2 separate regions of the Homo sapiens genome follow, and region 1 is linked to region 2. A link is a loop called in an ENCODE intact Hi-C map of the cell type or tissue named here. Cell type or tissue: mesothelial cell of epicardium. All regions are shown on one strand.

The links. A loop is a pair of places that touch in the nucleus more often than their neighbours do. Peaks named below come from ENCODE experiments on the same cell type or tissue, not always from the same donor. Only the 100,000 strongest peaks of a DNase experiment are listed, where the experiment ranks them.
Region 1: a loop joins it to region 2, with 15 times the contacts of the local background. A loop is called at or near these places in 1 of 110 quality-filtered maps.

What each region holds. Positions count from the first base shown.
Region 1 is chr2:192,720,236-192,724,235 of GRCh38, reverse strand. No RefSeq gene overlaps it. Among named protein-coding and RNA genes, the nearest start is that of PCGEM1, 28 kb to the left of the region's middle. In mesothelial cell of epicardium, no CTCF peak of the experiment used is centred here; no DNase peak of the experiment used is centred here.
Region 2 is chr2:192,602,068-192,606,067 of GRCh38, reverse strand. No RefSeq gene overlaps it. Among named protein-coding and RNA genes, the nearest start is that of PCGEM1, 150 kb to the left of the region's middle. In mesothelial cell of epicardium, no CTCF peak of the experiment used is centred here; a DNase peak (open chromatin) is centred at 1,811.

The DNA of each region.
Region 1 (4,000 bases), 120 kb before region 2:
TATCTGTGATTTAATGGATTAATGGGTATAGAACTGGTGGCTTTATAAAAAGAGGAAGACAGACCTAAGCTAGCACTGTCATCCCCCCTACCATGTGATGTTCTGTGCTACCTCAGGACTCTGCAGAGTCCCCACCAGGAAGAAGGCCCTCCCGAGAGGTGGCCTCTTAAACTTGTACTTCTCGTTCTCCGTAACTGTAAGAAATAAATTACTTTTCTTTATAAATTTCCCAGTTTCAGGTATTCTGTTATAAGCAACAGAAAACAGACTAAGACACATAATAAAACTTTGGTGGGTGAGGAATTGCTTCTTATAGATGAGCAAAGTGGTTTCTTGAGATGGAATTTACTCCTTGTGAAGATGCCGTGAACATTGTTAAAATGACAACAAAGGATTTAGAATAAACCTAGTTGATAAAACATCACCAGGGTTTAAGAAGATTGACTCCCAGTTTTGAAAGAAGTTGTACTGTGGGTAAAATGCTATCAAACAGTTTCATATGCTACAGAGAAATTATTTGTGAAATGAAGAGGCAATTAATGTGGCAATCTTCTGTTGTCTTATTTTAAGAAATTGCCACAATTACTCCAACCTTCAGCAACCACCACTCTTATCAGTCAGCAGTCATCAACATGAAGGTAAGACCCTCCACCAGCAAAACAATTATGACACAGTGATGGCTCAAATGATCATTAGCATTTTTTAGCAATAAAGTATTTTAAATTAAGGTGTGTACATTTTTAGGCATAATGCTACTACACACTTTATAAACTACAGTATAGTGTAAACATAATTTTTATATGCAGTGAGAAACCAAAAATTTTGTGTATCTCACTTTATGGCAATATTTGCTTTATTATGGTAGTCTGAAACCAAACCTGAAATATCTCCAAGGTATGCTTGTATTGACAACATTTTGCTGAGAACACCTGGAGAGAAGAAAGCAACATTTACCTTTACATGACTTAAAAAGAGAGATGTATGAGAGAATGGTACGAAATAAAATTCATTGAGGTGTACAGCATTCCAGGAGGAAAAATATGACTTGGTAATAATAGACGCTTTTCTATCGCCTGCATCCCCCGCCATTAAGAAGGAAAATTATTTGGCAGGCTGCTTCAAATTCGGGAGTCACACTTTATACACTTAGATATTCTCATCCATGATTTTCCAAGGTAACTCTAATAGCAGCTATATTTTCATGGGACACAAAATAGAAGAGTCTTCAGCTGGTACAGTTCATGGTTTAAGTGTCTCTGACAGTGGCTATTATGACCAGGAGAAACCAATGGAATTTAAAATTTCTGCAGCAGATATGAGGACTTTATAAAGGCAAATTTCAACAGGAGACTAGGATGAGAGGTCTCTGGATTTTGATGCAAAGCTAAAAGACATCTAAGTCCAGTAAATAACTATTCTTCCTTTAAGAAGTTGGTATCACTTTGCTGCTAGGCTCTAGTGAAGATAACATGACTATCAGTAGAAACTCAAATAACCACACAACCTGCGTTTCACCTCCATTACTGGTCTGTCTCATCCACTTCATCGTATCATTGTACATTCTCAAAAGCCCAACCTCTAGTATAATATTAAATTTCGTTTGTGGCCCGATTAGGTCTGGAATGCACAGTTGTGTTGCATGAACCAGTTTTTCACCCTAGCCATGTGCCATCTTTTGCCAAATTGCTAATCTTGTTTCAACTCTTACTGTAGCCTTGAAAAGAGTTTCCTATTATTATTTGACACAAGATGAAAAACACAGGCCTGATTTCAATGCTATTGTGTCATACGGGAAAGTCTTCATGAAATATTTCAGCATCACAGGCTCTCTTAGGTTTGATCCTGAATGGAAGCAGAAGATGGAAATCCTTCATGTGTAGAACTCAGAGCAGAACACTTTATTAATTTAGTCTGGAAAGAGAGACCAGCTGATACTACACTGATTCTCAAAGACAGATTAATAGTTTGGGGTGGTCGGGGATTTAGGGAAAAACAAGAACAGAATTCATGAATAGACTTCTTTGAATGGGCAAATTATCTAAGGAGGTTTTCATGAAATAGTCAAGAAAACCTGCTTTACAGAAAGAGTCAGCCTCCTTCACCAGACAGTTCAGTGTTTCCTAAAAAGCCTCAATGTGGCCTTGATGGCAAGATAAAAGCTAAGAAAATGTCAATGCAGTTACAGAATTCTTATTACCAAAGCTAACAAAGACTGGTTGGTTCCAGTAAACAACGTGTATTATGGAGCAGATAGTAATTTGTCATTGTCTGGATTTTTCTCTTACCCACCATGCTTAAATCTACAGCATCTTCCATTTATTCAAATTAACATATTCATATATAATATATATTATATGATTTAGAAAACAGTTGTTCTTGGAGAATCATAGAATTATCAACTGAAGATCTAGGAAATGAAATCTTTGAGTTACTGGGGAACTCCAAATTGCTTGTAATGTTCCTAATCAGCAAATAACATATGGTGCCTGTATTAGGCCATTCTCACATTGCTATAAAGAAATACATGAGACTGGGTAATTTATAAGAAAAACAGTTTAATTGGCCCATGATTTTGCAGTCTTTGTAGGAAGCATAGCTCTGACAGCTTCTGGGGAGATCTTAAGAAGCTTACAATCATGGTGGAAGGTGAAGTGGCGGCAGGCATGTCACATGGTGGGAGCAGGAGCAAGAGGGTGAGGGGGATGTGTCACACCCTTTCAAATGACCAGATCTCATAAGAAATCACGCACCATAATGAGGGCAGCACCAAGAGGATGGTACTTAAGCATTCATGAGAAATCCGTCCCCAGGATCCAATTCCTGGCATGCCCCATCTCCAACATGGGTGATTACATTTCAACATGGGATTTTGGTGTGGACATAAATCTAAACTATATAACTGTCATTTCTCATATCATGTGATTTCATGAGTCTAGGAATTAAGGAGTAGAACTGGAGGTGACTTTTTTAATACTAACCTAATTATACACTACAAACTGGTTTGATTTCTATCCCCAAAATTAATTATAATTGTTAAGAAATATTATTACCTGTTAGAGAAATACTGTCACCAAGAGAAACAATAATGGTCAGAGAATTGGAAATTTCGATTACCCCCTAAAAATGATAAGCTTATCTTGCATTGAGTTTGAAGGGGCTAGATTATTTCAGAATACTCCTTAAAAGATTTTTTTTGTATGAAAATCTTCCTTTTTTTCAAGAGAATAAATTTTGTTGGAGAGTAAAAACTTGATATCATCTTTAACAATGGTCATTAAAATTATGCTTTCAAAAAGTTTAGGTATTTTACCTATTTGGCAAATATGTTTTAAATGTGCAATGTGTACTCAATACTATTGATGATCAAAGAGTTCATCAATGAAAATATAAGCAAATTTACTTGCCCTCACAGAGTTTTAGGTTCTAGCAGGTATGTGACATAAGAAAATACGAATCAGATAATATTCAATAAAAACAGGGAAAACATAAAACAACTGTACATGGAATTTGATTTTACTTTAACCTACTGAATATATCCTCCTTACACAAATATTTGAAAAAATACATTGAGATACTAATAGCATTTAAATCTAGGTGATGCCTTATAGGTACTTTCAATTTCCTCTTTTATATTTAATTGTCTTTTCCAAATTTTTTAAACAAGAGTATCTTTGGAATTAGAGACAAAAAAACCTGATTTTCAATCAAAAACAATGAATAATAAAATTCATAACAAAACAATGTAGGGTAGACAATAAAGCCTGTGCTTGTCTTCCTGCACTAGATGATAGACCCCATGAAGGCAGAGTTTGTTCAACTAGCTCTGTACCTTCAGCACCTAAACAGTACCTGACACACAGTGGGCTCTCAATATGTATTTTTTAAATGAATCAATCTGCAACTCGTTTCAATTTCATGAGTTAAATAGTCCCTTCAAATAACTTTATCCCTTATGGTAAATTATCTGGCATTTTTGTTCCTTCTCCTTGTTGTGCATAAT
Region 2 (4,000 bases):
CAGTGATTAAAATACTTCTTTCTTATGTTCACAAAGTGTGAAAAAGCTATTAAGTCAGTAGATAAAATAGAAGAAACCAAGACACAACACAGATAGACATCTAGGCCGAGTCAGTTACAGGGGATTAATTTCATGCTTAAAATATTTTGAAAGGGAAAGTGACATGGTTTGGCACTGTGTTTCCCAACCAAATCTCATTTCAAATCGTAATCCCCACTTACCGAGGGAGGCACCTGCAATCCTCAGGTGTCAAGGGAGGGTCGTGATTTGATTGTGGGGGCAGTTCCTCTATGTTGTTCTCAGTATACTGAGTGAATTCCCAGGAGATCTGATGGTTTTATAGATGATGGCAGTTTTTCCTGTACTCACAAGTGCTCTCTCTTGCCTGCCTCCATGTAAGACATGACTGCTTCCCCATTCACAGTGATTGTAACTTTCCAGAGGCCTCACCAGTCATGCAGAACTGTGAGTCAATTAAACCTCTTCATTTATAAATTACCCAGTAGTATCCTTACAGCAGTGTAAAAAAATGGACTAATATGGAAAGCTAACACTAAAATACATAATTATAAAAACAAATTGAGGATCCTATTTCAAGATTGCTGATTACAGACATTGGACATCTGCCTCCATCAGAAAAAAGAAATAAAATTATGAATAGATAATTATACCTTGAATAGAACACCTAAGAGAACAACAGAGTACAACAGAGAAGTTCCAAAAAACACGTGAGCCACAGAGAAGAAGGAAGTGAGTAGCCAACTTGGCCAAGATTGGTTGGGAGCCTCGAGGATCTCAGTATTATGAAGAGAGGGTAAGTGAGAAAACTTCAGTAGTTCAGATACCCACAGTGGACTGCTGCAATCCAAAGCACAGTAGAGCTCCCCCACCCACATAAACCTTGACACTAATGTGGGCAATAATATAAGACACTGTAAAGGCATTGCACCAGACAGGAAACTTGTGCTTCAGTCACCCTGACCTAGCCGGCTGTAACTGAGCATCATTGTGAGTATACAGCTGTTGCTGGACTGCATTCTGATCAAGAACCATAGTCCACATATCCCCACATTTTGTGAACCTCCACTGTCACCTCCCAGTGTCCACCAGGAAAGCAATAGCGAAACAGTATTGGCTGGGCCCAAAGATGTTGTGGAATCTCCAGTACGCTAGCCTGTATGAAGTACTACTCCCTGGACAAAGGATGGTACACTGAACCAAAAAGGCAGACCCTGGGCAAGGGAATCCAAGACATATACTTTCCAGAGCCCAAGAGCTCCCTGTCTGGAGCTATAAGAAGTGATATCCCTCTCAGCAGTGGCACAAACTCTGTGCTCAGCCTAGCAAACAAAGTGTGATCCCCTCTCATTGGCGGATCTGTGCTCGGGCTCACACATATTAAGTGCAACCCCTTCTCCTCCTCCACACACCACTACAGGTACAGCCCTGCTGCCACTGCTGGTGGATGGGGCAGGAAAGCCAGAGTTGTCTGTCAGGTGCTATGAGTGGCTACAGTGCCCCCACTGGCAGTGTAGTTTCCATGCCTTGACTTGTGCATGGAAGACAGTGTCCCTCTCCACTCTGCACAGTGCTTCCACTGCTACAGAAAGCAGGATAAATAAAGAGTTGCATATCTTGGGCTGTGGATGGCAACCTTGCACTGTTGCTACCACCTATATCAATGGGCACTACTTGGGATCCAAAGAGTTGTCCCACCACTGATACTGCCAAGGCTCATACCACACTGGCTGCTCAGGCACCTGAGAATCTTCTCACCCACCTGGCCCCACCACTGCCACTACTGGCATCCAAATGAGCCACCTGGAGGCCCAAGAATCAACCTGCCTGGTCCCACAAATGCCACTGCCCTGGGGCCAAATATCAAGAACACTCAGGCCACCACTGCCAACACTGGGGCCAGAAAAGTGGCCAATGTGTCATCCTTGTCCCCAGCAAAACTTCATCATAGCCTTTAATAATAACCACATCCTAAATCACCAAGGAAATCACAGATACCACTGATACTGTTTACCACTGAAAAAATCATACAAAAACTACACTACATCATGCACCCAGAATCAAAATTAAAGGGCCCTACCCAACTCACACCACTGATACATCTTCAGGAAAAAGTCCTCACCAATTAAAGTAAATCCAAGCCAGACATGGTGGCTCACAGCTGTAATCCCAGATCTTTGGGAAGCCGAGGCGGGTGGATCACTTGAGGTCAGGAGTTCAAGACCAGCCTGGCCAACATGGTGCAACCCCATCTCTACTAAAAATATAAAAATTAGCCAGACGTGGTTGTGCGTGCCTGTAATCCCAGCTACTCGGGAGGCTGAGGCAGGAGAATCCCTTGAACCTAGGAGGCAGAGGTTGCAGTGAGCCGAGATTGTGCCACTGCACTGCAGCCTGGGTAAAAAAGCAACACTCCATCTCAAAAAAAAAAAAAAAAAAAAAAAGTAAATCCAAAAAACTGGAAGAAGTAACTATTACACCAAATGTGCAGATACCAGTGTAACTGAAACATGAAGCAGATACAAGAAACATGAAAAAATAAGGAAATATTACGCCTTCAAAGGAACAACATAATTATCCAGTAACAGATCTCAACCAAAAAAAATCACCAAATTATGGAAAAAGTATTCAAAACTATAATACCAAAGAATCTCAGTGAGATACAAAAAATCTGAAAAACAGTACAAAGAAATCAGAAGAAAAAATTCAAGATATGAATAAGAAATGTACCAAAGAGATAGATTTCATTAAAGAAAACAAACAAAAATACTTACTGAAACTGGATAATTTATTAAATAAATATAAAATATATTCAGAGACTTCAACAATACACTGGATCAGGCAGAAGAGAGAATCTCAAAATGTAAAGGCAGGTCTGTTGAAATAATGCAGTCAGACAAATTTTGTTTTATAAAAAATGAACACAGTCTTGATAAGATATGGGAACCATAAAGTAACCAAACATATGAATTATCAATATCCCCTAAGGTGAAGAAAGAATGGAGGCATTAGAAAATCTATTTAATGAAAGAATATATAAAAACTTATCAAATCTTGTAAGAGATTTAGACATCCACATACAGGATACCTAGCAATCTTCAATCATCTGAGTACAAAAACGCGGGGGAGTGCCTCACCCCCCTGCGATGCGGGTCGTAATAGCCAGGGGGGGGAGAGGGGGTGGCTCTTACTCCCCGCATCGCGGGTGGCTCTTATCTGTGTCCATTATTAGCATTCTCTTTTTTCCTGCCATTAGGAACAATTTCACAGGGTGTGTGTACCCAGCCTGCGATATGAAACGTAATATCATCCTCTACACCTGCGCGTATTAGGAACCATATCACACAATGGGTGTTCACTTTTTGCGGGATTTGGGGTCATGTCATCCTGTGTTTCCCTAAATAGTCGGGGAAATATCACAGGGCGGGTGTCCACCCACTACTCTATTGGGAGGCACATCTTACTTTAGCTACTGGAAATTAGGAGCAGTATCACAGACGGGGTGTAAAGCCACTGTCATATTTGAAGTAATATCATGCTCTCCCCCACTAGTTGTGACGCACAATATCACAGGGGGGGTGTATATTCTGCGGTACTGGGAGTAATATCATCATCTCTTCCTTTAGATGACAGGAACGATATCAGAGAGGGGGTGTACACCCCGTGTTTTTTTGGAAGCAATGTCATTCACTCTTCTAAATTTTACGATTCATATCACAGGCGGGGTGTACACCCCTTGTTATTTTGGGAGTCATCTGATCCTCTTTCAACCTGTATATTTAGAACAATATCCCATGGGGCTGTACATCTCTTCGATATTGGTAGTAATATCATCTTCTCCTTTCCTGGATATAAGAAACAATGTCACAGGTGGGGTGTACACCCCTTGCAATATTGAGAGTAATATCACTTCTCCCCATGTGGTTATTAAGGACAAAATCACACGGTGCTGTACAGTTGCTACGTTATTGGGAGTAATATC